2 separate regions of the Mus musculus genome follow, and region 1 is linked to region 2. The links are chromatin loops, found by intact Hi-C in ENCODE. Cell type or tissue: left cerebral cortex. All regions are shown on one strand. Each heading gives the region's core, and the rest is flanking DNA. Links, peaks and the distances in the headings are about the cores only.

The links. A loop is a pair of places that touch in the nucleus more often than their neighbours do. Peaks named below come from ENCODE experiments on the same cell type or tissue, not always from the same donor. Only the 100,000 strongest peaks of a DNase experiment are listed, where the experiment ranks them.
Region 1: it touches region 2 in a loop (2.1-fold over the local background); 8 of 42 quality-filtered maps call a loop at or near these places.

What each region holds. Positions count from the first base shown.
Region 1 is chr14:34,362,399-34,378,632 of GRCm38, reverse strand. It overlaps Sncg (synuclein, gamma), which reads left to right and starts at 3,964. Exons shown (of 5, transcript NM_011430.3): 1 at 3,964-4,173; 2 at 4,921-4,962; 3 at 5,250-5,377; 4 at 7,717-7,776; 5 at 8,068-8,359. The coding sequence starts at 4,053. The coding sequence ends at 8,088. Gm41131 (a long non-coding RNA gene) reads right to left here and starts at 13,506. Exons shown (of 2, transcript XR_874521.1): 1 at 12,145-13,506; 2 at 11,062-11,689. It overlaps Mmrn2 (multimerin 2), which reads right to left and starts at 3,129. Exons shown (of 7, transcript NM_153127.3): 1 at 2,855-3,129. The coding sequence starts at 3,018. In left cerebral cortex, for the core only: CTCF peaks have their summits at 5,796 (motif pointing left) and 8,242 (motif pointing left); a DNase peak (open chromatin) is centred at 5,800.
Region 2 is chr14:34,539,411-34,555,644 of GRCm38, reverse strand. Ldb3 (LIM domain binding 3) reads left to right here. Exons shown (of 15, transcript NM_001039074.2): 9 at 117-302; 10 at 3,323-3,468; 11 at 11,228-11,672; 12 at 13,038-13,218; 13 at 13,657-13,777. Among named protein-coding and RNA genes, the nearest start is that of 9230112D13Rik, 25 kb to the right of the region's middle. In left cerebral cortex, for the core only: CTCF peaks have their summits at 4,792 (motif pointing left) and 6,059 (motif pointing right); DNase peaks (open chromatin) are centred at 6,128 and 6,943; H3K4me3 peaks cover 1,723 bases; H3K27ac peaks cover 1,642 bases.

The sequences.
Region 1 (16,234 bases), core at 5,155-13,154, 180 kb after region 2:
AGGGAGGGGCTGGTGCTTTCTACATAATGGATGTGCTTGGGCTGTGAAGCTGCCTTTGTAAGAGCGTCTTTGCTGGCCAAAGAGCCCATCTCTTCAGGTTCCTTTCAGCTGGAGGCTGCCCCGTCTGGCAGCCATGTTTTCTGAGGCCTGCATCTAGCTGTTAATGTGACAGCCCAAGGAAGTACTCCTCCTTGAACCAGGAGTAGTGGAGTGGTGTTGTGTCTCCGCAGGAAGCCCAAAGCCCATCTAACAGGCAGCTTGGGTTTGGGACTCCCTGACCGTGAGCCTAGAGGGCTCAGCACTGGTCTGTGGGGTTCTGCCTATACCCAGAACCCTGTGCTCAAGAGCGAGAACAGGCACAAGAGTATATGTGTTGGCTCCACTCTGCTGCTGTGTGTCCTCTAGCTATGTGCTGAACAGCTCTGGGCCTTGAGCTAGCAGCTACGATAGTCCCTAGTGTTCCTTCCATTAGGTGGAGCCTGCTACTGGGAGTAACGTTATAAAATCACACTCTACATGGGGGTGGGTCAGGACAGAGAACACCAGGCTCCAACTATGAGATCTGAGGCTCTGAATGGAATCAAAGTAGAAGACAGCCCATCTCTTCAGGTTCAGCATGGCCTCTACCACAGACCCAGCCTCTCTGGAGCAGCTGACTTGGGTCTGGAGAGTCCATATTCTCTATACACAACCCCACCAAGGAGCTGGGAAGAGCCGGGTGGTGGTGGCGCATGCCTTTAATCCCAGCACTCGGGAGGCAGAAGCAGGTGGATTTCTGAGTTCGAGGCCAGCCTGGTCTACAGAGTGAGTTCCAGGACAGCCAGGGCTACACAGAGAAACCCTGTCTTGAAAAACAAAAAGGAGCTGGGAAGAACCAAGGTACTCCTTGCTAGTTTGCTGGCCCTGCCTCTGCAGGATCTCCAGGGGCTTGGGAAACAGCTAACCAGGTCCCTCTTCTGCCCTGGGACCTGGCAGCCTGGGCACGCAGGGTGTGGAGGCACCAAGTTGTTTTGTTTTACCGTTCTTCCAAAAGCTCTTATCCCTGTGAGTCCAGAGCCTGCCTGGCCCCTGACCTATGGAATTGGGGGGCCCAAATAGAAAGCAGGAGGCCTGGCTCTAACAGCAGAGACTTTAATGATTGATGCCGATGCTGCATTCCCCCAACCCTGCCCCCCACTCTGTTGATGGAGTAGTGGAACACAGCGCCTGGATCCCCCCACAACCCCCTTCCCCTTCTGCCCAAGGACCTGAGCAGCACTTCCGCCTCCTGTCACAGGAACTTGGGAAGCAGTCAGCCCAGGAAGCTGCTGTGTTTCCTTCCTTTCCCACCAGGCTCTCTAGATACTTCAATAACTTGGATGGTGGGGTCCAAGCTTCTTGGGATATGAAAAGGAAACCCCGGAAGGCAGGAGCCCTAGCTTGGGTGACCTGGGTATTCCTGAGCCCAGCTCACTATGCACAAACCCCTCTAGTCCCTAGAGTCTGGCACAACTCCACCTAGGGAAAGATGGAGGGTCCTCTAATCCCAGGGGCTAAGGGAACAAACAGACCTTCTCCACACCCAGGGGGAATGAAGAACAAGGACCAGGACTCCTCCCTTCTGGCCCCTCAAGCTCCTCCATCTTTCCTTTGGAGACTGGGACCTGCTCCTGGTGGCTCTAGGGAAGAGAGAGGGTTGGTCCCTGGTCCTGAAGTCAGAGGTAGATGGTAGGACTGACTGCCTCCGTGAACAGTCGCCTTGTGTTTGTGAGCCTGTGGTAAAACTAGGGATGAACAGGACACCCCTTTCTCCCTACACCACCAGACCCACCCCTTCTTCACGAAACAGCACATATGTCCTCTCACGAGGCAGCCTCTCCATGGCCAGGCCTGCTTTCCAGAAAGCTCCCAACAGCTATTCCCCTAAAAGAGTCAGAAGCAGACAGAAACCTGGTCCAGGGGATTTGTCTGGGAATTCTGTTACAGTCCCTTTTCTATGTAGTGGGGAGGCTGGGGCGGGGGGGTGGTAGGGGTAGGAGGGGGATGTTGGCCGTTTACCCTACAGATCCGACAGTTTCCACTCTGAGAGTTAGGTATGAAAGCAAGGGTCCAGCTCTCTGTGCCTGTGACCCAGGGTAGATGACTCAAGCACTGTGAGCCTCAGGCCCCGCCACTGTGAATCAGGCTGCTAGGGGAGAGGAATGGGGAGAATACCTGAAAAGTGGAGCCCCAGAGGCTATCCCAGGAAGTGGCATCTGCGTGCCACCTTGAACATGTCGAGACATGAGACTCCAAACCCTGAGGGACAGACCTAGAGTCCTGGCACCTCTAAGCATAAAGGCGATGTCGGAAAACCTTGCCTGGGGTCTCACTGCACCCTGTCCGTGCAGGAGGCTTCGTGAAATTGCTCTAGGATTCCCTGCCTCCATGAGCTCTGGGGACTGAGGAACCCTTGCTCTGTTTAGTAATCCTGGCCTGGTACTCTGGGCACTTAGATCCAAATGCCTTCCCTGTGAGCTGCTGTCCCCTAGGGCTTAGGCTGGGCCAGCCTTACAGAGGCTCAGGTTTCAGAGCTGAGCTCCTTTGAAGAGCAGGAGCGATAGCCCCATCACCTGGAATCATCTAGAACACCCAACCCTCTGAGTCCCATGCCACTAGTGGGAGCTGTGTTACCTGTTGCAGCCCCACCCAAAGCCCCTGCTATAGGTCAAGCAGGAATCACCCTGCCATCCCCAGCCTGGGGCCTGGAGTACCAGATCCAGGAAACTAGCATCCCTTAGCTATAGAGATAGCCACACATCAGCCCATTCCTCAGATGTGTATCTGGGGCTCAGACATCATCTCCCGATCTCCGACAAGGGCAGGATTTCCTTACCGTCTGATGGGGTCTCTGCTGGTATCCTCAGCCCCTAGTCTCCAGCCTTCAGGCATGCCGGGCCTATTGAGATGGGAGAACTTGGTACCGGGGTCCTGTGCCCAGGACCCTAGCAGTCCCCAGCTCAGGTACACCCCAAAGCCCAGCAGCAGTGTCGGGATCATGGTGAGGGGCTCCTGTGCTGATGCTCAGCCTTACAAGTGACTCTCAAATTTGCTGGTGATGTGGTCTTCAAGCGAAATGTCAGAAAGAAAAGAAAACACGAGGACAACAAAGGGAGGAAGTGGCCTGGTCCGGCCCACCCGGCAAGTCTCATCCGCCCCCGCCCCCGCCCCTTCCAGCCTGGCCCCCTTGGAGGCCTCCAACCACTCAGGTCAATTCCTGTGTCCTGAGGGCACTTGAATCAGGGACACGGGATTTGGTAGACACATAAAGGTGGCCCCATTAAACTTATTTCTCCAGGACTCTGTCGTGGGCCTGGAGGAGATCTGGTGCCACCCATACTGTTGGCCAGGAAGTGGGGAACGGGCACATCACACCTGCTCGGCACCTTGGGCTATGGGAACTAGCAGGTGGGTGGGAACTCAGAGAAGGAAAGGGACTATGCTAGAATCACACAGCGGGCAGCCCAGTCTAGGGCATGGGGAGCAGCTTTGGGTGTTTCTGGCCTCAGCCTTCCAACAGGTTTGGCTAGAGCTCCAGGCTCAAGAGCATCCAGGATACAGTGGGGAACTGGATAACAGGGCAGCCTGCAGGTTGGCCATTCATTGGATTGGCCCTGACCCCGGCCCAGCCTGGGACACTGAGGCATCATCAGTCAAGGCACTTTTCTTCTGCATATAAGAGCCAGGGCACGAGACCACCAGGGCTTTCCAAGGATGAATGAGGTGTAATGATAGATTAGGATATGTCCAGCCTCCAACACGCTCTCCCTCCCCCAGGGCCAACAAGAGTCAGCAGGGCAGAATAGAGCCAGTAGGGGCCCGGGCCCTGCTCGCTGGTATCCCCGTGAGGCATGCCTTCTCTCTGGCCCGCCCTCCCTGCCCCCACCCTGGCCCGGGCTGGCTGGGCTCCAGCCAGCAGCCACAGCATCAATATTTCATCTGCGTCAATAAGAGGCAGTAGCAGCAGAGACAGCGGCTGCGGCAGCACTCCAGTCCATAGCTTGCAGCAGCCAGGTTCCATCCTTGCAAACACCATGGACGTCTTCAAGAAAGGCTTCTCCATTGCCAAGGAAGGTGTTGTGGGTGCTGTAGAAAAGACCAAGCAGGGAGTAACGGAGGCAGCTGAGAAGACCAAGGAGGGGGTTATGTATGTGGGTGAGTGTGGTAGGTGGGGCGGGGCGGGGCGGGGCAGGGTGGAGGGGTCCCTAATGGAGGGCAGATGCCTCCCTCTGCAGATTCCCCCAGCTTCTAGAAAGCGTTTTGAGATGAAATTCTGATTGTTGAGGCAGGGTCGCACACCCTGGAGAATATGGTAGTATCTAATTGTCTTTGATACTCTGGGGGAAGGGACTCTGAGTGGGACAGGACCGGAGTGCCACACCTACGTGTGGGCACTCAAAAGCATGCACACACATGCCTGGAGTCTCCTAACCTGGAGACCCTGAGGTAATGATCTGCTCAGGTGGACCCCGCTTTCTCCAATGGGAGTTGCTGCATCTGAGCCAGGCCACTCCTGGCTTAGAGGGGAAGGGTAGTCTGTGAAAATGGGTCCCATTTAGTGTTCAACCCACCCCCAGCATTCTGGGCTCTTTCTAAAGAGGGGACAGGGGTGGCTAATCCTGTGACTCAGCTTTCTCTGCCCTGTTCAGCTGCTGCTTCTGAGGCCGGGGCCACGCCCATGCAAGGGCCATAGCCCTACCAGTAACAGTACCTCAGGCCTGGTCTATTTTGTCCCCTCTTCCTGTCCTGTCTCCTTCCCGTCTGTCCTCTGTCCTTCAGACACAGCAGGAAATGGCCTTTTGAAGGGGCTACTGTCCCCAGACGCCATCCTCATCCCCTCCTGGCCCCCACATTGTGTCCAGCTGTTTGCCCTGACCGCTTGTACACCTCTTCCTCCAATAGGCACCAAAACCAAGGAGAACGTGGTACAAAGTGTCACCTCAGGTAAGATGACCCAGAACTGGGGACCCCACAAATCCTGCCCTATATCCAGGGTCCATACCTGAAGTCCTCTTTGTACCAACTGGAGCCCTAAGCCCTTGGTGACCCAAACCACTACATGCCCTGAAGATAGACCATCACATTGTTCTGCCCTAGAGTCAGACAAAGGGATCGAAGTAACTAGAAGTCAGGCATCAGGCATCTGGGCTCTGGGAAGGGGTTGCTCTCCTCAGCTTGGGTAGGCAGCAGTGGAGGGGGCCAGGGCTGAGTCCAACCAGAATCCTCTGCAGTGGCTGAGAAGACCAAGGAGCAGGCCAATGCCGTGAGTGAAGCTGTGGTCAGCAGCGTCAACACAGTGGCCAACAAGACCGTGGAGGAGGCTGAAAACATCGTGGTCACCACCGGGGTGGTGCGCAAGGTAAGCCTGGTTCATGTCCTTTTTCTAGGCTCCCCAGCAATAGGAGGCAATTCTGCCCTCGTGAACACACGGGTAAATAGCACTAGACACTGCTTAACTTTACAGACAGTACCCACTGTGTGCTGGGGCGACTTGGTATCTCTGTACCTGTTCATATCAGGAATCCCCATCACACTCCAAGAGTGGGGACTTGGGATTCATTTTATGCACAAGGAAAGCGACATGCAGACCATGGCCAGCCCCATCCCCTTGGCATGCAGGAAATACATATCACAAGGGCAGTGTATGGTGACAGGCTAAAGCTGAAAGCCACCACCAGAGCTACCTTTTATCTTTTATCCAACCCTCCCTCATCCCAGGGTCTAGCTTCCACCTCCCAAGGAAGCAGTAATGGCAACACTGCCCACTTGTGGTGGGCAAGTGGCAGGGCTCCGACTCCACCCTCTGCTGAGGTCTTTGTGTGAACATGTGGGTTGTATGTGCATTATTGGTAGGGTAGAGATGTGTGTGAACGCATATGCGTGGAATGCATGTGTGAATGGATGCGCATGTGTATGTACGCATGTGGCAGGCAGTGGATAAAACAGGGGCATCAGGCTCTCTGGGGATAGATGCCAGAAGTAGGAGCTGTCTCCGCACTTGCCAAAGAGTAAGCTCTGCTTTAAGTCTTTTACACTTACTAACCTATTTAATGGGGCCCCAAATTCCACCAAACCAGATATGGAAGGAAGGGCCTAGAGAGATTAGGTGATATGATGCACCACGGTCACATGGCTGGTCTCTGCCAGCACGTAGGTTCCGTGAGTGGCCAGTTTCTGAGCTACACCCTTGAAAGACTGAGTATGGACTGTGCATGAATGGGGATTCCAGAATGGAGGTTGGGAAGGAAGCTAATTCCAAAGACCTGTTATGGTCAGCCACACACACTACAGCAGGCAACCCCAATGGTGCAGCCCTAGGCTTCCCACACAGCCAATGCCACAGAAGACTACTGTAAGGAGCAGGAGAAAGGGGAGGGGTCACTCACCCCAAACACCTGCTTCCAGGGCCAGCACAGGGTCTCCTGTCACTGGAGTGTGTAGGTGCACCTCTGCAGGCTGTGTGACTTTGAGAAGATCCTCTCTGGATTATACCCATTTCCTCATCTGAAATGCTACACCTTAGGGCTTTGGGAGGAGGCAGAGAAGTGATACTAGGATGCAATTCTGCCAGGCACATGGTTAGTGCCTGTGATGGTCTGTTTATGCTTGGCCCAAGGAGCTGCACTATTAGGGGGTGTGGCCTTGTTGGAGTGGGTGTGGCCTTGTTGGAGTGGGTGTGGCCTTGTAGGCCTGGGCTTTAAGACCTTTGCCCTAGCTGCCTGGAAGCCTTCTCCTAGCGTGGCCTTCAAATGAAGACGTAGAACTCTCAGTTCCTCCTGCTCCATGCCTGCCTGGATGCTGCCATGCTCCCACCTTGATGCTAATGGATTGAACCTTTGAACCATTAAGCCAGCCCCAATTAAATGCTGTCCTTATAAGAAGTGCCTTGGTCATGGTGTCTGTTCACAGCAGTAAAACCCTAATTAAGACAGCACCTGTCATCATCATTACCACTGTTCCCAGCACAGCAGTCATCCCAGGAAGCTTACTCCCAAGCCACTGGCAAGAAGGATCCTGGGAGCAAGTTCAGGCTACCCTTGCTAACCTAGAAGATGCTACTGAGCCCTTGGGGCTTTGCCATTTTCTGTTGACCCATGAACTAGTTGTGACATCATACCCTAACCCCAAGTTAACACAGATACGTTCTGAGAACAGACTCTAGACTGACCATCAGTCTAGTTCCAAACCCACTGCCGTCATGACCGTGAAGGAAATGCTGTGGAGATGGAAGACAGGCCTGAGCCAAGAGTCCATCCGGAAGGCCGGAAGAGTGACCCACACTCCTGAGTACCTGAGAGGGACCTGAAGCCCTGATACTTTGAACTCTGAAGCCATGCAATAGTATCTAGGCCCTGACCCCTATCCTCAGGATCTCTGTGAACAGTGATGGCATTCGATGCTCATACAGCCTGAGGGAGGGGTTTGTGTGACTCAAGGGTCTCTCCTTACTGCACACACTCCAGGCTTCCTCGCTTAAGGAGCCTAAGTCTGTAGGGGCCAGGTGCCCATGACTTGGGATGTGCTTGCAGGAGATGATGCCTGGCTTGGAGGGTATCTGGCACCTCCAGACCCTCTAAGCACAGAAACATGATGGAAGGCCTCTGTTCATCTGTGAGACCTGACAGGGGAGACCCTGCTATGGCAACTGAGGGCCCGTGTCTCTTCCCATAGCCTTGTGTCTCCTTTGCTCCCCTGTAGGAGGACTTGGAACCCCCTGCACAGGACCAAGAAGCCAAAGAGCAAGAGGAGAATGAAGAGGTAAGAGGGGTTCCCAGGGTGCACCAGAAAGTTCTGCCATAGAGACCTGAGCCAGAGAGGCCCTGCTTTCATTTCTTGGTCCTGGGAGACCTTCCACAGCTTCCCACAGTGCCGTGGGTAGGGCAGTCAGGGACCCGAGTGCCTGACCGCTCCATGAGTGACCATTTCCAGGTGGTCAAGGAGAATTGTGGGCCTGGAAATGGGTGCAAGTCTCTTTCCCTCCCTCCTTCCTTCCCTTCCTCCCTCCCTCCTGCCCTCCCCCTCTTCTTCCTGCCCTCTCTTCTCTGCCAGGCCAAGAGTGGAGAAGACTAGAAGGCTGCCAGCCAACCACAGAGGCTCAAGGGACACCCCTCTGCCTTGGACCCTGTCTCAACCTGGCACACTGAATGCCCTGCCTAGAGTGCCCTGCAGGTTGCCCAAGTTCTCTGTCCCTAGCCCAGTGCCACAAGTCCACACACGCTACTGCCAGCGCCAGCACCCCCTGCTGGCTCCTTTTACCCTATGGTCCTCTGATCACCAATCAGATGCTGCTGTGATTTCTTTTTTTTTAATGATTCCAAATAAAACCTGAGCCCCACTCCCACCAGTGCTTCTTCTTTGTGCTATGCCGACCCTCATGAAGCCCTCTGGACATTCCCAGGGGAAAGACATCAAGGCTCAGCATCTGATGGGACCAGGTACACGTGAAGAGTTCTGGAACCTGTGCCTTCAGGAGCCCTGCTGTCTTTAGCAGCAGTGTATCATCCTTTCTCTTGGCTCCCCCTAAATAACAGGCTGCTGATACTGTCCATGGAAGTGCAGTGGCTAGACAGGGTCTCAGACTCAGTGTCCCTTTAGAGCGGATCCCACTGCCTGCCTGGTTCACTGTGTCTGAGGAACCTCAGGTGGGCAGAGGGTGAGAATGTCTGTGTAACTGCAGCTTGTGTGTTACGGGGACCAGGGCTTCAACCACAGGGTGAACAGGGACAGCAGAGCAACCCAAGGCACCTTCCATGGCCCCTGACATCCTCAGACAGGTGGGCTTTCCTTTCCCCTCTAGCCCAGGAGACTACAGGACATCATAAAGAAAATGGTGTTGACATATTTGGGACTGGGAGTATAGTTTGGTGGCAGAATGCTTGCCTACCAAGCATGAGGCCGTAGGTTCAAACCTCAGTGCTGAAGATGAATAAATAGCTGGTATGCACCATGGTAAGCCTTAAGAAGGAATTAAGGGGCTGGGCATGGTGGTGCAAGCCTTTAATCCCAGCACTCAGGAGGCAGAGGCAAGCGGATTTCTGAGTTTGAGGCCAGCCTAGTGAGTTCCAGGACAGCCAGGGCTATACAGAGAAACCCTGTCTCGAAAAAACAAAAAAAAAAAAAAAAAAAAAAGAAGGAATTAAGGGACTGAGTTTAAACAACGTGCCCAAGAGCACAGAGCTGAGTGGTCTCCGGACTAGGTACAAGCTGGATAGTCTTGTTCCAGAACCGCCTGATTTCATGCTCAGCTATGGTATCCATGGAGCCAGTTCAAAATTTCAAAACAGCCCAGGCACCCAGCCTGACTGGGGGCTAGCATGAGGCTGTTTCATCTTGGAATCCTCCTTAGGGGCCTCACCTGTTTATTAGATGTTCAGTATGGGTTCAGAACTCTTAAGCCACTTGTCCAGGCCTCCAGTCTGGTGCCAGTGCCAGAGCCAGAGCTTGAGTCCACAGTGGCCTGAGACACTTATCTCCCACCCAGCCTGTGCAATAGGGAGCAGGGGTCAAGAATAGCCCAGTCAACCTGCCCCTGAGCTCCTGAATCCAGATGGGTGAGTCGCAGGCTTCCACTGCTGAGGAGGAGGGAAAGAACAGAGGGCCAGTGGTCCCATGGATGGGAGGAAGGAGGCTCAGGGCAGTCAGTGTGCTCCCAAACATACCTCCTCCCACAACGCAAAATTTCAGGAACATGTGCCTGCCCAGGAAGTGTGCCTGCTTGAGAGATGTGCCCACCTGGGAGCTCTCTGGGGTGGAGGACGGGCAGCAGACCTGGGCCTATTAAGTCTCGTACCTCCCAATGCCTTTGCAGAGGTCTCTGCTCCCCGAAATCCCTGTTCTGGACTCAACTGATAAACAGCAAGGTCAGCCTGCTCCAGGAAGACCTACAGGCACCTGCAGTGCTCCCAGCCTTTAACCTCAGTCCCAAGCTCTGGGCTAACCTCTGGAAAAGAAAGGCCATGCTCTAGTCCTAGGCCTGTTCTTACTCAAGGAGTCCCACTCCCTGGCTCCTCCTGCAGGCCTTCTGATGTTTAACCTTGGGAAAATAAACCTTCCAACCTCAGCTGCTTTTAGTTAACTTCTGTTAGGGAAATATTACTTGGGGGGTGCGGGTTACCCCACCTTAGATCATTTAACACCCAAATAAAAGACACAAAAGCTTTATATTTATAATAAGCCTTAAAGCACTAGAGCCAGGCAGATATCAACCCTCTGTGCTATTTTGTCTACTTCCCTGTCAATAGCCCCAAGGTATTACTTGACATGCTCCACCTGGACAGCTCCTATTCCAGTAGGCAGGACCCCCATAGTTATGTGCTCATGATCCATGTACCCCATGAGGATGTCTCCCTCCTCCTTCCTCGCTCTTCTCTCCTCCCCCCACCTGCAACCCCCAGCCAGGTAACTGAAAACTCATCTACCGCTATCTATTATTGCCCAATCACAAGCTTTAGCATTTTATTCACCAATTAATTTGGGGAGCAACGTTGCATAGCATCCCTTGGTGTACGTGAGGATCCCCTCATTGGGGGTAACCAGATCTTAGAGTATGGGATTTGAATACAAGCAGCACCAGACCAAACTCCTACAAACTTCCTTCTCTCTCTCTTTTTTTTCTCTCCTTTTTGAAAGTTAAATATTGACTGGGTTTGTTTAGTTTTTACTTATGTGTATATGAATGTATTTGAGAGGAGGTTTGTGCACACAAGGGTAGTGGCCTCAGAAGTCAGAAGAGGGTGTCAAACCCCTTGGAGCTGGAGTAGAGGGAGGCAGGTACGATCCACCTTCACGGATGCTGGAACTTAATCTCCAATTCTGTGAAAAAGCAGCACATTCTCTGCTGAGCCGTCCATCTCTCCAGCCTCCCCATCTTTACATAAATGGAACCTTTCTGTTTGTTTGTTTGTTTGTTTGTTTGTGACAAGGTCTCACTGTGTAGCTCTGGCTGTCCTGGACTTGCTATGTAAACTAGGCTGGCCTTGAACTCACAGAGATCTGCCAGTCTCTGTCTCCTGAGTGCTGGGATTAAAGGCATGGACCACTATATTTATGGTTTATTTTTATTATTATTTTTTGATACAAGATCTCATATATCCCAGACTGGTCTCAGACTTACCATGTAGCTGAAGTGGACCTGAACCCCTGACCCTTCTGCATCTACCTCCAAGATCACAGCAGTAGACCTCCATGCACAGCTGCCTTTTAGGGGTTTTGGTTTGCTCTTTTGAGACAGAGTCTCACTCAGTAGTCCAGGCTGGCCTCTGACTTCCAGCAATCCTTCCTGCCCTCGCTTCCCAAGTGCTGGCATTACAGATAGGAGCCAAGCTGGGCTTTTTTGGTTGACTTTAAAAATCACTAACTTGGGGCAGGTAAGCTGGCTCAGTGGATAGAGAGCTTGCTGCTAAGATTAATGACCCGAGTTCAATCCCTGGAACTACATGATGGAAGGAAAGAGCTGATTCCTGCAAGAATTCTAACCTCCACATTCACATTGTGCTACACATGCGTGTGATCTCTCTCTCTCTCTCTCTCTCTCTCTCTCTCTCTCTCTCTCTCTCTCTCTCTCTCTCTTTCTCACACACACACACACACAAATAAATAATGCTGCTCTCAGGAGTCAGAGGCAGGGGAATCGTGAGTTCAGGGTCAGACTGGGTTACAGAGAGGTCTTGTCCTGAAAAAGAAAGAAAGAAAGTGAATTAAGGGAGGCAGAGGCAGGCGGATTTCTGAGTTCGAGGCCAGCCTGGTCTACAAAGTGAGCTCCAGGACAGCCAGGGCTACACAGAGAAACCCTGTCTCAAAAAACCAAAAAAAAAAAAAAAAAAAAAAAAGAAAGAAAGTGAATTAAACAAATCACTAAACTCGACTGAGCGACACAGCAGACCTCTCCCTGATTTCTGCACCTGGCCACATGGCTTACAATGATGACAGTCACCTAGGTTACTTTGGGAATCTGGAGGCCACTTTCACTAAACAAACTTTACAGGGCTTGTCAAAGTATCTTAAGGGTGACTGGCACGTGTGTCCCCTTTGTCATCTCTACTTTTAGGTCATGCTTTAACTATGCAGATAGATATGTTAGTCAGTTAAGTAATGTTTGTTTAGGACTAGCATCAAAGACTGACTTACCAAACTCTAGAATCCCTCTCCTCGCCTTTGGGATCAGGGACTTCTCAGGGCTGCTGGGCCTGGAGTGGCACCCACAAGTGTCCAGACACCCAGCCTTTCCTTACCAAAGTCCCAAATCTTTTCCTTTTTTCTGAGAACAAACAAGCTTGAGTTAGCAGGGTTTTACTCCAAGGGCCTAAACATGTACGTACACACACACACACACACACACACACACACACACACACACACACGCACGCACGTACATACGTCATGCAAATGAGCAATAGAAATACCCCTGCTAAGTGTCTATTAGAATCATCTTCAGCCTTGAGAGCTCCCATGATCGTCAGGTGGAATCCCCAAGGCAGAGGAGGGAGAAGCCACACCCACTGGGTGAGTGGTCTTCTGAATCCGAACTCAGCCCTTCTGTATTCTTTAGTTGCTTTGCCCATTCTAGTTAGGGTCTCCGCCTTCCCCATGAGGAACCCCCAAGGTCCTGCACGTGTCTCCACTCCTCCATCCCTCACAGCCTTTTACTCCCTATTTTCCTCAAGCCCCCATAATTCTGTCTGCTGACCTGCTCCTACCCTGTCCCTCGGCCGGGTGAGCTGGCTCTGGCTTACTTTTAAAAATCCAAATTGATGTTTAGATAAAGCACAGTCAGCGGGATTGACCCACTGCAGATGTCCTCAACAACCCAGAACTCCTCCAAGCCGTGGCAGCAAGGACACAAAAGACAAGATGCAGCAAGTAGAAGATGCCCAGGGTGTCAGTGAGCAGTGCCTTACCTGACCATCAGCAGCAGCACCTTCTTGAGGCACACTGACAGGAGCGGCAGGTCTCTGTAGTGTGAAATCCTCTGACATAGTCTCCCTGAGATGAAGGAGCCACGGGACACCTATCTGGGACAATGCTTTGGTGGTTGCTGAAGCCCATCTGAGGAGCCAAGCAGGTAACAGGTCCAACACCAGGCTATGGTAAAGCTTCACTGAGGTGGACCTCTGCCAGCAAGACCTCCACCTGCTGGGTCTCCCAGTACAAGTCAGATGGGACCAAGAGGTTCCCAGATCCCAATGGAATTTTTTGTTTTCAACCTCCTTTGGGTGGTGGGGGTAGGGTGGGGAGAAGCAACAGCTGTTTATTACTTTGAAGTGTCACCTGTTAGGCAGGTCCCAGCCTTAGTTTCTCACATCTAACTCCCTTATTAAGGAAACAAGCCAGGAAGGAGGGGCCCAGAGCTATAGATTACTAAGTGCTCTGGCAGCAGGACTCACCAACCTTCATTATCTGAGTGGCTCAAGGCAAGAGACTTTGAAAGACCCACAACCAACGTGAGGACTCCCTCACGTTCTGACTCAGGAGAGGCGACACCCCAAATCACCCACAAGAAACGGTCTTGCTGCAAACTGCAAGAGGATTTTTATTCAAGAGCGCTCTCAGGCCCACAGTCATACACCACGCAGGGGTAGAGGACCGTGGCGCCCCAGTAGCTGAGTAAGGGGGTATTTAAAGGAAGAAACCACAACTCAGGAAGTGGGAGGGCGATACCAGTTAAGAGTCCCAAGGAAGTGCAAAGTCACAAGAGTCGAAAGGAATACCTGGTAATTGTGCAGGTTATCTCTCAAGACAGTTTCTAAGAGCCCCTAACAATAGCACATTTGCATAGCGGGTTCCGGCAATGGTCAGGGTGACTTTCTTTGAATGAACACTCTTTGAACCTAGGAAGGGGGTGGGTGGAGGAATGTCGCTATCTGTTTTATGATTAGCATACCTTGGAGCAATGAGGCACAGAGGTCATATTCCCAAGCCTGGGCCTAAAGGCCTAGAATTTTGTTTTTAGGTTATACTTTCAACTTCAAGTCAATGCCCTAGGGCTAAGGACACTATCTTTTTGTTCCAAGAGGAGAAAAGGATGGCCCTATCCCAGAGGGCTGTACAGAAAAGTCTAGTGGTATTGGGGGTGGAGGGTGAAGAGGAGGGGGGTGCACACTCCTCACAGTCTCTGGTTCAATGTGAGATTTTTGGGGGAGCAGACTCTAATGAGATTTAACCCTGCACAGCTATGGGTCCCTAGGGCATTGCCCCCGTACTATGTCTTGCTTCCTTTCCCAGGCGTGGATAAGTGCTGCCAGGGACCCAAGGACCAGACTGCTAGCCAGGATCTGACAAAACTTTGCCCATCTTCAGCCATCAGCAGTGAGGAGACTGGGCACTTCTCTCCAGTCTGGGAACGGCTGAGCTTGGCCCGGAGCTCTGTTCAGCTGCTGTCTCCTTGATGTGCCTTTAATTAAAGCTACTATTATCCTTTTGGGTTCACTTCAGTGATTCCACCAAGCAGGGCCCAGCTCTTTGGCGCCGTTAGGGGCGGGTTTCCCATCCTCTCCGCCGCCTACTGCTCATTAGCTCCCCAATTCAAAGCTTCCCTTCTCCCGGAAGCAGACTGCACCTACAATGGGAATAACCTGCTCCCCGATCCTCTGGGGACTCATCTCTGAAGCTGAAGGAGTGCTTCTGGAGGCTGGGGAGAGGGGAACCTGCGCCTGGGGGTGGAAGGGCCCTCAGGCGACAGGAGGCAGTGCAGGCTACAGAACCGCGGGAGCTGCGGACCCGGCCACACCCTGCGGTGACTCACCCGGAGCGCAGTCCCTCAAGGAAGAAGCCTGTGCGCGGGGAACCCTGTGCCAGTGGCCTTGGAGTGCAGCGTCTGTGAGGCAGTGTGCTTGTGCGACCTCCCTTAAGCTCCCCTTTCTTCTCAAGCCAACTATAAATTTCTGGTCCAGAACGAAGCTGGACATTTTCGTCCGACAAGTCCCAGATTGAGTAGGGATCCTGCAAAACCAGGTCCCACCCAGCACTCAGCACGTGTCCACGCACGGGACCTAAACCCGGGGCGCGCCCTGCTGCTGGGTGACTCACAGATGCCACAGGGTGAGGCTACGCCTAGGAAACCTTTCATCAGAGACACATCCGGGGAGACCTCCATCCGCCTCCCTTCCCATCTCCAGGCCTTTTTGAAATTATTGTTGCCGCCCGAGTAACACCATTCCCCAATTGGCACATAAAGGGTTTACCACTTCAGTTAAAAAAAAAAGAAAGAAAGAAAAGGGGGGGGACGGGACGACACGGGACACCATACCCTTCCCAGGTCCTCCAAGATTAAAAACAGCCTCCTTTGCAAACTGGCTCCAGGCTGGCCCTGAAGGTCTTCCTCAGCCTGCCAGTTGAGGGCAGTATCTCCACGAGCTCAAAAAGGCCTTTGCTCTGGGTTTTCTTCACCCTCCAGGCTGGCACCCAGACTTGGATCCATGGGGCTGACTGCCCCTCCCCCGCAAAGAATACCTCCTCAAGTGTGCAGGAGCCGATACCATTACCTCCAGCTCAAGGAGAAAGCTCTAAAGTGACGTTTCGGGCTGTCGGGGATTTCTGGTATCTCCAAAAGACCTCACCAGCAGGAACTAGTGCTGGGTCGGAAACAGGGGCCAAGAGCTGAACCTAAGATGTCGCACTGTCTTTCTGCTGTTTCTCCTTCTCCAGTGTGACTCAGGGATTCATCCCTGGCGGCCCACGTGGTTGCGTCTTACCTGTTCTGCTTTAGGCATGGATGTGGGGCCCAGTTCTTGCTAGGAGAGGACAGGTCAAGTCTGTGGGCTCAGAGGGCTTCTAGGAAAAGTTTTTGGTGACACGTTTCTGAATTAGGCTTTCTGTTCCAGTTGAAAGCTAAGTCTTCCCATGCTAGCTGCGCTCCAAAGCCGAGCACTAGCTAGCCACCTGCCCGCTGTCTCAGGCCTTCCCTTTCTGTCTCAGCTGACTAGCTTCCACTTCAGTCCCCTCTCGATGACCACCTGGTCAAGCTCTTCTTCAGGTGCCGTGGCCCAACACACTCAGCTTTGAGGCAGGATCTCAGTGCATAGATAGCCCAGACTGGCATTTAACTCTTTACCTTCCTAGGTTCCCACCTCCCCGGTACTGGGGTTACAGGCAAGTCCCTGACAGCTTCCCAACCTTGATTCCCTTTAGACTGCAAGCAGGCAAGAGCAGAATTTCCTACTTGCCAATCTCTCTTCCTTCCCTTGCCCCCTCTTAGCCCTCTCCTTTCTACTTTGCATGC
Region 2 (16,234 bases), core at 2,669-10,668:
ACACACACCTGGATCCTATTGTTTGCCAGACTGTCCTTTCCACCCACCCCTGCCCACCCCTCACCAGACCTGGGGCCCATGTGACCTGTTGTCTTTTTGATCCCCCACCTCATCAGCACCCCTATTGAGCATGCTCCAGTGTGCACCAGCCAGGCCACTTCCCCGCTGCTGCCTGCTTCTGCCCAGTCGCCCGCTGCTGCCTCTCCCATTGCGGCCTCGCCAACCCTGGCCACAGCTGCTGCCACCCATGCTGCTGCCGCCTCTGCTGCAGGCCCTGCCGCAAGTCCCGTGGAGAATCCGAGGTAACTGGCCCACAGATGCCAGACCTAACCGTGGGGAAAGGAGACAAGAAAGGAGCCACCCTGAGTCGATTGGTGGACAGCTGGATCCGGGCAGTTAGGTCTTTAATGGGTTCAAAGGAAACCAACCGGGACTGGTGCTGCTTTCTACAGAGTGTGAAGGGGAAGCTGGGATCTATTGTATGGGATGCACGAGCCATGATTAGTGAGAGGGTTTTGTTGTTGTTTTGCCCCACACCCCCGAGAAACATCTCTAGTGATAGATAAAAATCACACACACACACACACACACACACACACACACACACACGCATATTCGCATGAACAGTAATGCACCACACACACACCCATCACAAAGGAATCCTGCGCATAGTCTTTGTTCTTAGAACTCAGATAAGAAACTTGAGAGTTATTGTCCATGCCTGGAGGAAATCAAGGAAGACTCTCTGGAGGTGGGACCACTGAGCCTACACACACACACACACACACACACACACACACACACACACCCCAGGGTTTCTTTGTGTAGCTCTGGCTGTCCTGGAACTTTTTTGTAGAACAGGCTGTCCTCAAACTCACAGAGGTCTGCCCACCTCTGCCTCCTGAGTGCTGGAACTAAAGGTGTGCACCACCACTACCCAGCCCTTTCTTCTCTTGATGTGGAAGCATTCTAACTTCAGAGGTCCCTCGTGTAGTGGAATTGAACTCTCTTCTCAGTTGAGAGCTTTCCCATTTGAAATGTTGAGAAAGTGCCTTCACCTCTGAATCTCCTTATCCTTGTCAGTTTAAGGTGTCTAGAGAAGCACGTGTAGACTGAGGTCACTCTTGAAAAGAGTTGTACATGAAACACCTAGTGCACACAAAACAGTTAAAATAAGTACTCCGAATCCCTGTGTCTCAGCCTGCCTTCCTGGGTACCCACCAAAAGAGAGGCCAAAGGGATGGGGCATGCAGGGAGGAGGAGGAAGAAGAGGAGGAGGAAGAAGTGAGGGAGGGGGAGGAGGAAGAGGCAGCGTAGCTAGATGAGTCATTCCAGAGTGGCCAGCAGTGTTGGCCCTGTTGCCTCTCCAGGCTTCCAGGAACTGTCTAGTTGCTGTTTCCAGCCAGGACCCAGATTCCACAGCCTCCAGGGAAAACATGCCTCTTTGGGTCAGGGTGCATAGAGTCAGGGTGCAGCTTCCCAGCATCCCACGTGGTGCCAAGCCCAGCCTTGCTGCAGCTCAACTCAATCATTGGAGGGTGAGCTTGGTCCCGGTTTCTAGAATGGTCCTGTCCCATTTTCCTAGGACAGGATTAAGAAAATGGCCTCTCCTCTGCCTCTGTCAGACTCTCTTCTCATTAGAGCCTTGCTTCCTTCCTAGAGCAGGAACTTTGGTGAAAGTGAAAAATGTGGAGAAGGGGGAAGCCTTCCGATTTACACAGGGAAAGAGAAGTGTCGGGGCTGAAGCCTGTGAGCGGTCCAGCCCCGACCCTGCCTCTCACTGAAGGGCAAACTCCAGCTCTGAGCTCCAGGCTTCGGTGTCCAGGCCTGCACACTCACTGCTGAAGAGGACACTGGGCTTACAGTAGAAGGGGCCAGAGGTGCACTCTGAGCACAGATACCTCCCTTCCTCACACATGGCCTGGAAAGGGGTTGAAGTTCCTTGGATGTCCACCTCGGCCCGTCACTAGTTATCTTCAGCTCTGCTTCCTTTTCCCCATGCCAATCCAGGATGCTGGCAATGTAGCTCCCAGTGGTGGGAGAGTCTGGCCCTGACCACTGACCCCTAGCCTTATCCAGCTGCGGTAGAAGCTAAGCACCCTTCGCACACCGTGTTTTCCTTCCTGTCTACCTGTGTGCTTACTCCTCTGGCCTTAACACAGGGATCTAGCCACAGAGGACAGGAAGCCCTCACTATAAATGTGGTGTGAAGGGAAGGGAAGGATGCACAGGCTTGGCTGGGACAGCATCCAGTCTCCCCTGGATCCACTCAGGCTACTAGTGATAGGTTATCATCCCACGGCCATCCCTTCTAGGGACCCAGACAAGAAGGCAATCCTTCCTCCTTCATTCCTACCTGGGTCCAGTGGGCCCATGGGGAAGAGGTAGGGGAAAAATAACAAAACAAAACAAAACAAAACAAAACAAACAAAGCCCACAATGCCAAAGGCTGAGGGCATATTTCCAGGGGTTCATTTCTCCAACACCCCACCAATGACCCATTTGCTGGGGATGGTCAAGGGTCCCCTTTAGAATATACGATATGTAGCAGGAGCAAGGCATTAGTTAGTCTGAAATGGAGAGAAAGGCTGAATAAGCAAGCACGGTTGAGAAACACTGCATCAGGCAAGAAGAAAGCAGCTACTGGGCTCTGGAAGCTCCTGGAGCCTTCTGCTCCCCCAAGAGAGAGGCCAAGCCTGCCATTTCTCCAGGGCAAAGAACTGGGACAGTTTTGTCCCCCTCTTTCTTTGCTACCATTGTCCCTGAGCCACATGTGGGAAGCGGCTGCTTTGCTCTAGGGTCTTGACAGCTAAGCCACTAGGAGGAAGCAACAGGAACCAAGTATAGTGGGTTTGCTGGGAGCTGCCGGGACCTCCAGGCCTCTTCCCATGGACATCATCGGAACATTTAAAAATTTTTTTTTCTCAGAAAACATGAGATTAATTGGTTCCTCCAGCAGCAACATAAAGGAATAAGGAGAGCAGGTAGCCAGAGGGATCCGAAAAAGGGAAGTAGCTGTGACCATCTCTAGCTCCCTCTGCCTCGATCCACAGTCCTACTGCTACATTCTGTCTGTGGATGAAGGGCTCTCCATGTGTTCTTTTGTCTGGCTAGTATCTGCCCTCTTTCTTTCCCAAGGTAGCAGCACTAGCCACAGGGAGTAGCTTCCTCCCCTATTTGGCTTCTTTCTAGACTCTGGAAGTGACCCAATGGGTGTTTCTGTCATAGTCCTGCCTAGAGATCAGACAGCGAACCTGGAATGACTTTAGATACCAGAGCCCAATGGACTGTTCTTGTTGTAACTCTTCTGCCTTGGTTCCAGGCCACAGGCCTCTGCTTACAGTCCTGCAGCCGCCGCTTCTCCAGCACCCTCTGCCCATACCAGCTACAGCGAGGGTCCAGCTGCCCCTGCACCCAAGCCTCGGGTCGTAACCACTGCCAGCATCCGGCCTTCTGTCTACCAGCCAGGTGAGAGCTGGGGGCGGGGGGCTGAGGGCTCAAAGGGTTATCTGCTTCAGACCAAGCCTCCAGAGTGAAGGGGGCCTATCCTTCCCTCTCCTGGTTGTAGGGCAGAATCCGACTGAGCCTTGGAGCCTGTATTTGACCTGGGATGACACGTGGGTTGTACCAGGCAGGGATGGAACTACTTAGCTCTTAGGAAACAGATAGTCCTAGCTGGACGTTTCCAGACCGAGTTGAGAGAAAAGACGATGGGGGTTGCGGGGACAGAAAGAGTAAAAAGCTGTTTCTCTAAGAATCTGGGATGGCCTCAAACTAGAGGACAAGAAACTATAACAACAAAAAAAAATGCCCCAGGCTTTAGGCCAGCTTACTGTGTCACTTTGTCCTTTTGGGAAAGCTGCTCAACCAGTCTAGTATATGGCCTGCTCAGGTGACAGGGGATAACTGGGGCGCATGGACACACATAGCAGTAGAGTGGACCCAAGGCAGAGCTCACTGGTTGTGGTTGTGTCTCTATGGCCCCTGCCCCATCGGTGCTGAGTTTCATCCTGGGATGGGAGGTAGCTTTTTGTTTCCTAAGTTTCTAGGCAAGGTTGGATTTCTTCCTCAGAGCCCAAGGTAGTTCTTGGGCTTCCTGCCAGCCATTGTGCCAAGAATCTCAGGGCTCTCTAGCAGGTCTTTTCCCAGTTAGAGGAAGGTCCTATGTACTACGGCTATGCCCATAGGAAGGCCCTTGACAGCCAAGCCCCGAGTCTACTCACAGTCTTTCTTCCTGTTGCGTTCTGACCCTGAACTTTAGGAGGGCAGGGCTGTGGCAGACTTTCTCCTTTGTATGTGCCTGACTTGAACTTGCCATGAGGATACATTCAACCAATAAAGAAATGGGATAGATAGATGGAGGTGTTAACCTGGTGGTAGAGTGTATGCCTAGTATGGGTGAGGCCTCTGGGCTCAATCCCTAGCATCACACACACACACACACACACACACACCCGAGGCAGGAGGGTAATCATAGAGTAACAGGAAGAGGTCATGAGCTTACACTCTATACTCCGGCAGCTGTGCACACACAGGGAGTGAGCCTTAAGTATTCCTTTAATTATCCCTTGATAGCCATTCCATAGGTTGATAAAATAGGATTTTAGGTATGTATATACTTTCCAAGTAAACATTATACTTCTGGGGCTGGAGAGATGGCTCAGTGGGTAAGAGCACTGACTGCTCTTCCAGAGGTCCTTAGTTCAATTGCCAGTAACCACATGGTGGCTCACAACCATCTGTAATGGGATCTGATGCCCTCTTCTGGTGTGTCTGAGGACAGCAACAGTGTATTCATATGCATAAAATAAATAAATCTTTAAAAAAATACACGTCCAGCATGCATATATATGTATATATATATATATATATATATATATATATATTCATCTTGAATTTATAAAAAGCAATGATGATTTTTCATTTACTATTACAATACAAATGTTTTTCTTCACTCAAAACTACTATGGACTATATGGTCTCTCTATATAGTTTGTTTTGCTTTTGAGATGAGATCTCTATGTGGTCCTGACTGTCCGGGAACGCCATATGTAGATCAGGCTCTGTCTCCCCAATGCTGGGATTAAAGGCATGTGCCACTATGCTCTGCTTTACACATAAAATCTTAATAGACTTTGTGTGTGTGTGTTTGTTGGCAGGGTAGCTCAGGTAGACCAGGCTGATTGTTGATCCTCCTTCCTGGACCTCCCAAGTCCTGGGATTATACGCATGTGCCACCACACCCAGTTTTTAATAGACTTTTTAAAGATCAGTTTTCAGTTCATAGCAAAATCGAATGAAAGGTGTCATTTCCCAAATACCCTATGACCTCACCCCATGAACACACACACACACACACACACTTTTCCAATGCACAAACCATTTGTGGTAAAACGAGGAAGGGAATAAGTTACAGGCCTGCTTAGGGAAAAGAGACGGGTTATTTTAAGGGAGAAGGAAGGGGGCTTGTGTCCTACAAGTGTGAACTGGCCAAGTAGACTTGGGATAAAGAATAACACAAAGTCTAGGCTCCAGAACACATCCTGATAAGGCATTGATGAGACCCAAGGAAGCTTTTCTCTTGAGGCTTTCCTGACTAGAGCGACAGAATCAGTCCCCTGCTTTATGAAGCTCACCGACAACAGAACTGAGTATGGACAGGAAACATTTTAGCATGGGTGGGACACCCAGCCTGCTGTAAGGAATAAGCAAACTACCTCATCTCTCAGACCTGAATTTTCTCATTTGAGTAAGATAGGATTTCTATAACCTCTTGTTATATCTGCAGAGATAAAATAATATCTGTAGTCTGATGCCATCTCTTGCACTTCTGGGCCGAGGAAAGGAAATTCTGAAGTCAGAGCTCCACAGGCTGAGGTGGCATTTTGGAAGGGGAGCGGTACAAATCTCCTACGTAGGAGACAGAATGATCACTCAGTGCGGCCAGGAAACACAGGAAGGCGTTTGCAGAAGCCGGTAGGAGTAGTGTCAGGTGCAGACCTTTCCCAGCAGCACCGCAGGCCCTCCCGGCACCTTTCTTGTCCTGTCCCCGCATGCCCACCAGGGGGCGGCCGGGCCCTCCAGCCGCTTCTCCCGCAGCGGCCTGGGCGGCGGAGACCGGCAGGAGCCAAGGCCTTTCCACGGTTCCCAGACTGTGCAGACGTTAACTCATCCCTGCCTGGAGCAGAGGAGAGGCCTGCCTCCACCCTTCCTTCTCTCCAGGGAGGCTGGGTTGGCAACGGGCTCCGGGGGCGGCTGGTAGGCTGCCAGGCCAGCCGGGGATACGGGCCCGCACCCCGCTCCTCTGCTGGGCTGCGGGGACTTGGGCGCCGCCGAGCACGAGCAGCCCGCTCGCGGCCAGTCCCCGGCCGCAGCTTCCGGGGGGTGGGGGACGGAGGCAGGGCGGGGTTCGAGCCGGCATCTTATCTCTGGCGCCTGGGCTGGGCATCCGTTTCCCCAGAACACCTGGGGCCAGTGGGCGGAGGACACCTTGGTCCCCGGGATGGCCACGTCGGCCTGCGGGCCGGGCGGCGACCCGGGCGCTTGCCGGCGACTTAGCCCGGGCTAAGTGACTCAGATCACCTTGTTGTTTAATTACACAGTCCCGGGGCCGCCAAGTGCGATAGGAGCCCTTTGAACGTGCCAATTAGAGATGAAATATCACCTTCTAATTCGAACCGGCTTAATTCCGTCACGTAGAAATAGCAACAGCCCGGGGCTCGGAGATGGGATATCAGGTTTCTTACGGCATTTGGAGCGTAGAGGGGCGAAGCAGGCAGGAGCTGAGAGGAGAGGGGACCGTGCTCCCCGCATGTCCTCTCCCTTCTCCTTCCCCCTCCCCAGGGATCTGCCCGGGCGAACCGCCCGGAAGAGAAAGTCCTCCTCCTGTTTGTAGCCCCAGCGGGTAGGAGGTAGGAACCTGGTCCAGGATTCCAGCCTTCCTCTCTGGGGCCTTGAGTAGGGGTTTGGAAAACGAAGGCGGTTCAGGAAAGCCTCGGATAGGAGGAAGAGAATGTCTGCCCTACCGAAGGAGCGGTTGGAGAGGGAGGCAAGGTGGGCGAGGGCGGGGTTTACTTGGAAGGAGCATGCTGGAGCCTGGTTCTGCATTCGGAGTGGTTTAGAGGAGCTGATTAGGGTGCGTTTCAGATAGGAAGCTTGCAAGCTGGCTGACCTCGAGTAGCCACTTAAGCTCTCCAGGTTGTCTGTAAAGTTGACTCGCAAGTACTCTGCCTCTTGCTATTACACAAACTCCTGTGCAACACTGTGAAAGCCAGTAGCTCTTGGCAGCCACTGTTGCAAAGAACCATCCGAGAGGCAGACACTTTTAGGAAAAAAAAAAGGCAGGTAAAATTGATTTAAATACATTTTTATTTAGCTCAGCATATGAAAATTTCTGAGTTTTTTGTGTTCTTTATTCAGGGTTTCTCAACTTGCTCTGTAGATCAGGTCTCTAGAGCTGGGATTAAAGGTGTGCACCACTGCACCTGACCTTTTAAAAAATATTTTATTTTATTGTGTGTACATTGGTGTTTTGCCTTTACGTGAGGGCGTCAGATCCCCTGGAATTGGAGTTACAGACAGTTGTAAGCTGCCACGAGGGGGTTGGGAATTGAACCTGGATCCCAGCTTGTGCTCTTAGCCACTGAGCCATCTCTCCAAAGCCATCTTTTCAGCCTCAAATGCGTGTGTGTGTGTGTGTGTGTGTGTGTGTGTGTGTGTGTGTGTGTGTACACTAGAACGCAGGTGCCTACATAGGCCAGAAGAAGGTGTGGAATCCATTGAAGCTTAAGTTTAAGGCAGTTATAAGCCATGAGACATGAGTGTTGGCAATCCAATTCCAGTCTTTTACTAGTACATGCTCTTAACCACTGGGACGTTTTTCCAGACACAGCTCAGTATATTAAAAATGGTTCAGAGCTGGACTCTATTCAGATGCATGCTAGCTATTTCAGAAGCTGAGAAATAAGGTCACTTGAGGCTAGCTGGGTAACACGTAGAGACCCGGCTCAACACACAAACAAGGGGCTGAAGAGGCAGACCCGTGGTTAAGAGCACTAGCTACTCTTCCACAGGACCCACAGCCAACTTACTCCAGTCCCAGAGAATCCAACACGCTTTTGGCTTCCCCTAGGTACTAGGCATGCATGAGGTACACAGACATACATGCAGGCAAACATCTGCACACATTAAATTTAAAAATAAATAAACAGCTTTAACATACAATCAATATAAGATAATTATTACTAAGATACTTTATATTCTTTTATTAAGTCTTCAGATTTTTAAACTGAATAGCACATCTCAATTTAGACTAACTGCCTTTCAGGTGCTTAGTACATAAGGCCATGGCTTGACGATCACACGGCTTTCATTCCTAATTCCTTTTAGAGCTAGGTGTGGAGGCACATGTCTGTAATCCCGCACTCAAGAGGCTGAGATACCAGGATCTCTGAATTGTTGAGGCCAACCTGGAATACAGAGTGAGTTCCAGACTAGCCTGGGCTATATGTCAAAAAACAAACAGCTTGGCTGGGCCTTTGATCTCAGCACTTGAGAGGCAAAGCCAAGCAGAACTCTGGGTTCCAGAATAGCATGATCAACAGAGTGAGTTCCAGGGACAGCCAGAGAAACCCTGTTTCCAAAAAAAAAAAAAAAAAGACCAGCACAGAGGATTGTGGCTTGTAAAACAAGAAGGAAACAAAGGATAGAAGAAATGAAATGAAAAGCAAAGAGAGAAAGACACAGCTTACACAGACTTATACAGAACCCTAAATCTTACAACAGAGGGATGAAGCTGCTTTGAAGTTCTGTGGGATCACCTCTCCCCACTCTCCTCTAACAGTACCCCTAAAGTCACCTTGTCCCTAGCATGTTGGGACTCTCTGGACAGTGGGAAGCCATGTAAGAATGTTGAGGTGGGTGAAAACACCCTGATTTTGTGACTTACAACTTTACAAAATGCTTGTGCTGTGTCCCTCCTAGGGGTTCCCACCACACCCATTGAGGTGGGCAGGATGTCATTCATTCTATCACCAGAAACAGGTTCAATTCCTGGTAATGTGACTTCAGAGAATCACAGCTCCCTGCCCACTGCCATCCAACAGGAAACCTGCTTTAGGGCTTTCCCTGTGACAGAAAGGCCTGGAGATGAACTTGATAGTTCATTCCAACCTGGGAATCCAGATGCACTGTCCTACCGTCCCCCCCCCCCTCTCTCTCTCTCACACACACACACACACACACACACACACACACACACACACACACACACTATATCATGTACTAAATTAAGCACTCACATGTCTTAGTCCTAATAATTTCCTAATTCTTATAATCCCAATACCATTTCTTAGAGGAAGAAACAAGCCCAGAGAGAATTAATTACTCAAGCAAGGATACACAGCTAGGAAGTTGTAGGACTAGAGTGTAAACCCAGAGCTCTTCTGAGAGAGGGATGCTATGAATAGAGCCCAGAGTCTCAAAAATGCTAGGCAAGTACTCCTAACTGCTGAATCCCAAGCCTCAAACTAGGGTTTTTGATGAGTGTGTTTCTTTCCAGAGTGCAGGGTCTCCTCTTAGAGTTACAACAGACTTCTTGATGAGGTTACACACCAGTGGAAATCGGATCTGTGTTCTTTATAGAGGCAGCTCGGAGTCTAGGGAGGGTTAGACTCTCGCTCTGCTGCATCCTCTGAGGACTCCAGCCCTCAAGTGTAAAGGGGGATAATGCAGGGCTGACTCATGACCTGCGGTGTGCCTCACCCGGGCTGTAAGTGGGAGGAAGGATCCAGCTGGAGAATCTGCCATGGGAGTTAGTCTCACTCCCAGGATGGCTCTGGGGCAGGGCTGTGGAAGGCTTTACACCTCTGTACTCTCACCATAGGCAGAGCCCTAGCCATCCTCTAGCAAAGGGTGCCCTGCACTTCCCAGTTCTGAAGTTGCTGTCATTTGGGAATAAGAGGCACAGAGTTAGAACAACCCAGAATGGCCCAGGGCACCAGACAGGAGAAAGAGACCAGACAGGGCCATGGTCTGAGCCCATTTGTGATCTAGAGAGATCTGTTTGAGTACAGTCCGTTCCACTCAGGCCTGGCTTGGATGTGGGCAGGGAGGCTATCATAGTATACTTCCCAGTGAGGAAGATAGTGCTCTTCCCAGAAGAACAGACTGGGAACAGAGATGACACGTCTAGAACCATCTTTGCTACAGGAAGAGAACTGGCTAGATCATATTCTCAGGATACACAGCTAGATCTATTGAGTTGTCTCTATGGTGGAGGGCAGAAATATCCTTGGTTCTGCGAGCCCTGGTAGAGAGTGCTTTGTGTTAGCATCTACAGTGCCCCTTCTGTGTGATGAACTGTTTCTCCACTCTCAGTGAAGGCAAGAAGTGCAGTACACTCTTTTCCCTAATGGTAACCTCTGGGGTGTCATATACACTCTGAGTTTGCACCAAGGTGATGTAGGAGAACAAGAGGATCTGGCAGGGAAGGTCAGAGACCAAATGAGCAGCTAGACCCTGGGCAGCATGGTGCTAGCCCCTCTGCCTAGGCTCACCGAGTGACTAAGATAGATGGGTACCTATCGAATCAAGACCGACAAATCAAGTCAAGCTATTTTTCAAGACAATGGTAGTAGCTGAACTTGAAACATGAACCTGTGCTTTCTGGACATCTGCTCTCTGTTGAAGACATACAGCAAGCACTGATTTTGATGACTGGGCTAGGGGACCATTGAAAGCATCCTGCAGTCCATGCTGAGTTGACCTGTTCTTACCCACTTCCTGTCCCAGACACTCCCTACTCTTGCTCCCCACCTTCTACAGGACCAGGGCAGCCAAGGTCTCACAGAACCCCACCCTAAATAGCTTCACTATTTATAGCTCCATTCCTTTCTGGGGCCTGTGCAAGCTCTCCAGGCCTCTGCTGTCACCCTTGTTTATCTGGGCTTTTGCTGAGAATTGAAATCTGGTTCACCATGAAGTTGAGACAAGTGGGTCTGAAGCTTCGTGAGTGATAGTGCATTTGCTCAGCATACTTGAGTCCCTATGAATAGAGCAGACACGATTCACAACACATGCTCACCCATACACATAAACACCTCTTCTTTAGTAATTGGTGTTATACTGTCTCAATATTATGCTCATCTTGTATAGTTCTCTGGCTGGAGTGAGGGATGAGGGAAAATGAATTTCTAACACATATTCTTTGGGTGTTTTTGGCTTGCAGTGCCTGCATCTTCCTACAGCCCATCTCCAGGAGCCAATTACAGTCCAACTCCCTATACCCCTTCGCCAGCTCCTGCTTATACCCCCTCTCCTGCTCCCACCTATACCCCCTCACCTGCACCTACATACTCCCCTTCCCCTGCACCAGCTTATACCCCCTCACCTGCCCCAAACTATACCCCTACACCATCAGCTGCCTACAGTGGGGGCCCTTCAGAATCTGCCAGCCGTCCACCCTGGGTGACCGATGACAGCTTCTCTCAGAAGTTTGCTCCTGGAAAGAGCACTACCACTGTCAGCAAGCAGACCCTGCCCCGGGGGGCTCCAGCCTACAACCCAACAGGTCCACAAGTGACACCTCTTGCCAGGGGCACCTTCCAGAGAGCTGAGCGCTTCCCAGCTAGCAGCCGGACTCCCCTCTGTGGGCACTGTAACAATGTCATCAGGTACAGGTTTTGGTATATAGGAGGGGTGGCAGATAGGAGGGCAGATATAGGCGAAAGGCCAGCCAGGCAGGACAACCTCAGGTCTCTCTGGCTCGCCTCTGTGAGCTTTAGCTTCCATATCTGTATGACACTCTCATCCCTGGGGACTTGGAAGGATTCCATGAGGTAAGCGGGTAAAGCTCCCAGCTTGGTGCCTGGTGCCAGGAGCTCCCCCTTGGGCTAAGGCTGGGTTCTGGGAATCTTAAGCTGTATTGTCAGTAGGTTTATTGCGCACACTGCAAGCTGGATGACGCGGTGGTTTGCCCCAGCTTTCCCTTAGAGGTTCTTCTGGATCTTTCCACAGACAGTGCCCTGCCTCTTAGGGCTCTGATAGACACTTCACTGAAACTCAAGCAAGTCATTTCACTTAGAAGTCAGGGGTCTCAGACGGTGCTCATTAAATTCAGTATGTCTGCATTTGTGTGTGGTACATGCGTTCATATGGGAAAAACATACTCTTTGAAAACAAGCAGAAGCCAGGTGTGGTGATCCCAGCACTTGGGGGATCAGAAGCAGAGAGATCTCTGTAAGTTCAAAGCTAAGCTCTTCTAAAAGTTTGTTCCAGGCCACCCAGGGCTAGATAGTGAGACCCTGTCTCAAAAACAAAAGCAAAAATGAGCAGAGAAGAACTAGAAAACACAGAGGGAAAATTAGAACATGAAGTTTTCTGATGGTGCCAGTGTTCTGAATCTGAAACTGGACCATGATGTTTGTACCCTGTGTCTACCGCCGCCTGGCCCTATGACCTTGACTGAGTAAGCTCCTCTGCCTTGCTGTGACTTGGTTGCCTTTATTGATTATCAGGTCTCATAGGAGTTCCTCCTTCACGGCATTGTTTCGAGGATTACATATATGGACAAATGTAAAACTCTTCTTGAGAAGTGTTCAGCACGGTGTGGTTTAGCTGAGGTTAGCCCCCATAGCCATTGCTCTCGTGATAAGCTGAACTCCATGACGTGTTTACTGGGTCCTCTGTGGCAGATGTTTGGATTGCTTCCAGGTTCTGTTTGTTGGATGTCTCACTGTGTAGCCCTGGATGGCCTGGAATTTACTATGTAGTAGACTAGGCTAGCCTTGAGCTCTTGAAGATCTGCTTGCCAAGTGCTGGTATACAGCACCAAGCTCCATTTTCCAGTTCTGTTTATGTTAACTGACATGACAATACACATCTTTTGCATGGGGCTTTCTCAGAATTTTATACTATTTCATTAGAACAACCCTCAGAGTGGGTATGTCTAGGTAAACGCATGGACATTGTTGGGGTTCTTAAAATATCTGGTTCTAACTTGGGGGGGTTCATTTTAATGTTGTTTTCTGCCATGCCAGGGGCCCTTTTCTGGTGGCCATGGGCCGCTCTTGGCACCCAGAAGAGTTCAATTGTGCCTACTGCAAGACCTCCCTAGCAGATGTGTGCTTTGTGGAGGAGCAGAACAACGTTTACTGCGAGCGGTGTTACGAGCAGTTCTTTGCCCCGATCTGTGCCAAATGTAACACCAAAATCATGGGGGTAAGTGACCTTTGTCTTTTCTTCAGTGAGACTGACTTCCTCTCTTCCTCTAAGATTTTAGGGTCCTACTAGAAACTCAACAAGTTGCTGATCACAGCAAAAGCAACTCCACAATCCTAGAATCCAATCAGTTTGCAACTAACTACCAAGCCAGGGAACTAATTAACTTGGGCAAGGAATGATATGTGCGTATAACACCAGCTTCAAATGGTGCTGGGACTCTGCACAGTTTGCCTCATAGCCTGCCCTCACGGCTCATCTGCCTGTGGCCCTCCTCTCCCTCCTCTCCCTCCCTGTCTTCCTCAGCACCTGCTCTGTGAGCCCTCCTGCCCTGTACCCTAGGTTACTTGGGCAGCAGCCAGGCCTGGTGCGGAAGCCAAGCCTAGCTCCCTTCCCCCTGGGAAGGTGTCTGTCCTGAACTTGGAATCTTTCCTCCAGGAAGTGATGCACGCTCTGCGACAGACATGGCACACCACCTGCTTTGTCTGTGCAGCCTGCAAGAAGCCCTTTGGGAACAGCCTCTTCCACATGGAGGATGGAGAGCCATACTGTGAGAAAGGTAGGCACATGGGATACAGTACCCATAGGATGTATTGTGACACCAGGCTGGAAGACCCTGTGCCCATGTGCCAGCCGGAGTGACAGGCTGACAGGAAGGCATAGAAAGCTTACTCCTGCCTGCATCCATTCACATCCTACTGTGAAGGGGAAGAGGGTCTCCTGGGTTTTGTTTCATGAGCGGTACTGGGAATCAAACCCAGGGTCTCACACAAGCTCCTGGTTCTCTTTTTTTTTTTTTTTTTTTTTTTTAGATTTATTTATTTATTATATGTAAGTACACTGTAGCTGTCTTCAGACACTCCAGAAGAGGGAATCAGATCTCGTTACGGATGGTTGTGAGCCACCATGTGGTTGCTGGGATTTGAACTCCTGACCTTCGGAAGAGCAGTCGGGTGCTCTTACCCACTGAGCCATCTCACCAGCCCCTGGTTCTCTTTTTAACGGCGGAATCCTGCCATTATTACATTAGCCGAACTCTTTCCCTTTCTCATTTGGTTTCAGCTTTTGGGGGAAAAGAAGTCGGAGTTACAGTGTATTTTGTAGACCAGTCCCTGCCCCATCCCGTGTTTCTAACATTGAGTCACCCGTTGATTCCCAAACTGCTTGAGAAACCTCTCAAGTTATGTTGGCTTGCGTCTACTCGGAAGAGGGCCACCTCTAGCCTTCATCCTAGATTCTATTTCCTGTCCCATCCTGAGTCGGCTTTGTATAGCTGCTGAACTTCTGCAGACTGTAAACACCCGCCTTATAGGGTGGCTGTGGGGATGGGAGCTGCGGGCGGGTGCCCCTTTCGCTCCCGGCCTGTGGAGCTCTCTAGACTCCCTCCCCTCGCAGCCCTCCAAATCTCTCTGCACTTCAGAGTGTAATATGTTATTGTAAAATGTGGGGAGTTGTAAATTCAGGGGACTGGCTGACTGCTAGTCCCAACCTCCTTCCTTCACAGCTGGCTTCTTTCAGGGAGGGTTTTGAGGCAGGGCCCAATAAGGGAACACAGACTTGAAGACCCAGACAGATGAAATCACATGGAAAACAAAGGGACTGATTTACAGACAAAAGTGGAGCAGCGGTGGGCGGAGCAGCGGTGGGCGGAGCAGCGGTGGGCGGAGCAGCGGTGGGCGGAGCAGCGGTGGGCGGAGCTGCGGTGGGCTGAGTGGTGCTTTGAGAACAGAAAGAGAAGCATGGTAGACTTTGAAGTAGGATAGGAAAAAAATCACTCCAGTTCCTCCATGGGAAGAAACAAGCCAAAACCTTTGTTTCCTAACTGAATTTTAAAACAAAGTTCTTTGGCCTTTTACGTGGGTGAACTCATTTTCTGGCTCCAGAGTAAACTGATTTGTTTTCAACAGGAATCACACAGTACCGCAGCCTCCGTTGCTGTAAAGGGGAAATGATAGCACATCTACTCTCCCCCTTTAGGACCAACAGTTAGTGTTATACCATTGATTCTGTACTTGGTTCTGGCCTAGTCAACATGGTTTATACTGTAGTAAAAAGACGTATAACATGAAATTTACCACCTTGCATATTTTAAGTATATAACTTTGAATGTGTAAGTGCAATTATTGGTGTCAGTCTCATATTATAGAATAAATGAGAAAAATGTCACTGTTTTAAAAAATAACATTAGTCTTATCTGTGATATCATTCTGTTTTGTTTTTGTTTTTGTGAGACAAAGTTTTCTTTGCTGTGTCCTTGACTGACCTATGAAACTAGCTCTGTAGACCAGTCTGACTCTGAACTCAGAGATCCCTCCTGCCTTTGCTGTGATTAAAGGCATGTGCCACCACCGCAGGCCTGTGCTATCAGTTTTTAAAGCAGAGCGTCCAGATCACACAAAACCAAGTTTCAAATAGAAAATCAATCAGTTAGCAAGACTTCCAGAAGAAGATCCAAGCCATCTTAAGAACGAGTTTGTAAAAGAACAAGGGAAGGAATTTCTAATTAATACTAGGGCTAGTTGAACTATTTCTTTGTTTCCTGTTCACCATTTATCCACAAAACATAGGTTGAATGTGAAGTCTATATCAATTTCTGTGAGGTCTCTGCCCCCAAAAACTTTAAGCAGGGGCCAGTAAAATGGCTCAGTGGGTAGAAGGGTTTGCCATAAAAGCTTGGCTGCCTAATTCTGACTCCTGGAAGCCACATGAAAAAGAAGGAGAGAGCCCACCCCACAGAGTTGTCCTCTAGCCTGCACATGTACTCGTTGGCACAAATCAGACACACCAGATAAACTTTAAAAAGCCTTGAGCTGGAGACATGGCGCAGTGGTTAAGAAGACTGGCTGCTCTTCCAGAGGTCCTGGGTTCAGTTCCCAGCACCCACATGACAGCTCACAACTGTCTATGGGATCCAATTGCCTTCGTTTTGTGTACAGATATACATGCAAACAGAACATCAATACACATAAAATAAATAATTTTAAATGTTTTTATGTTCATTGGTGTTTTACCTGCA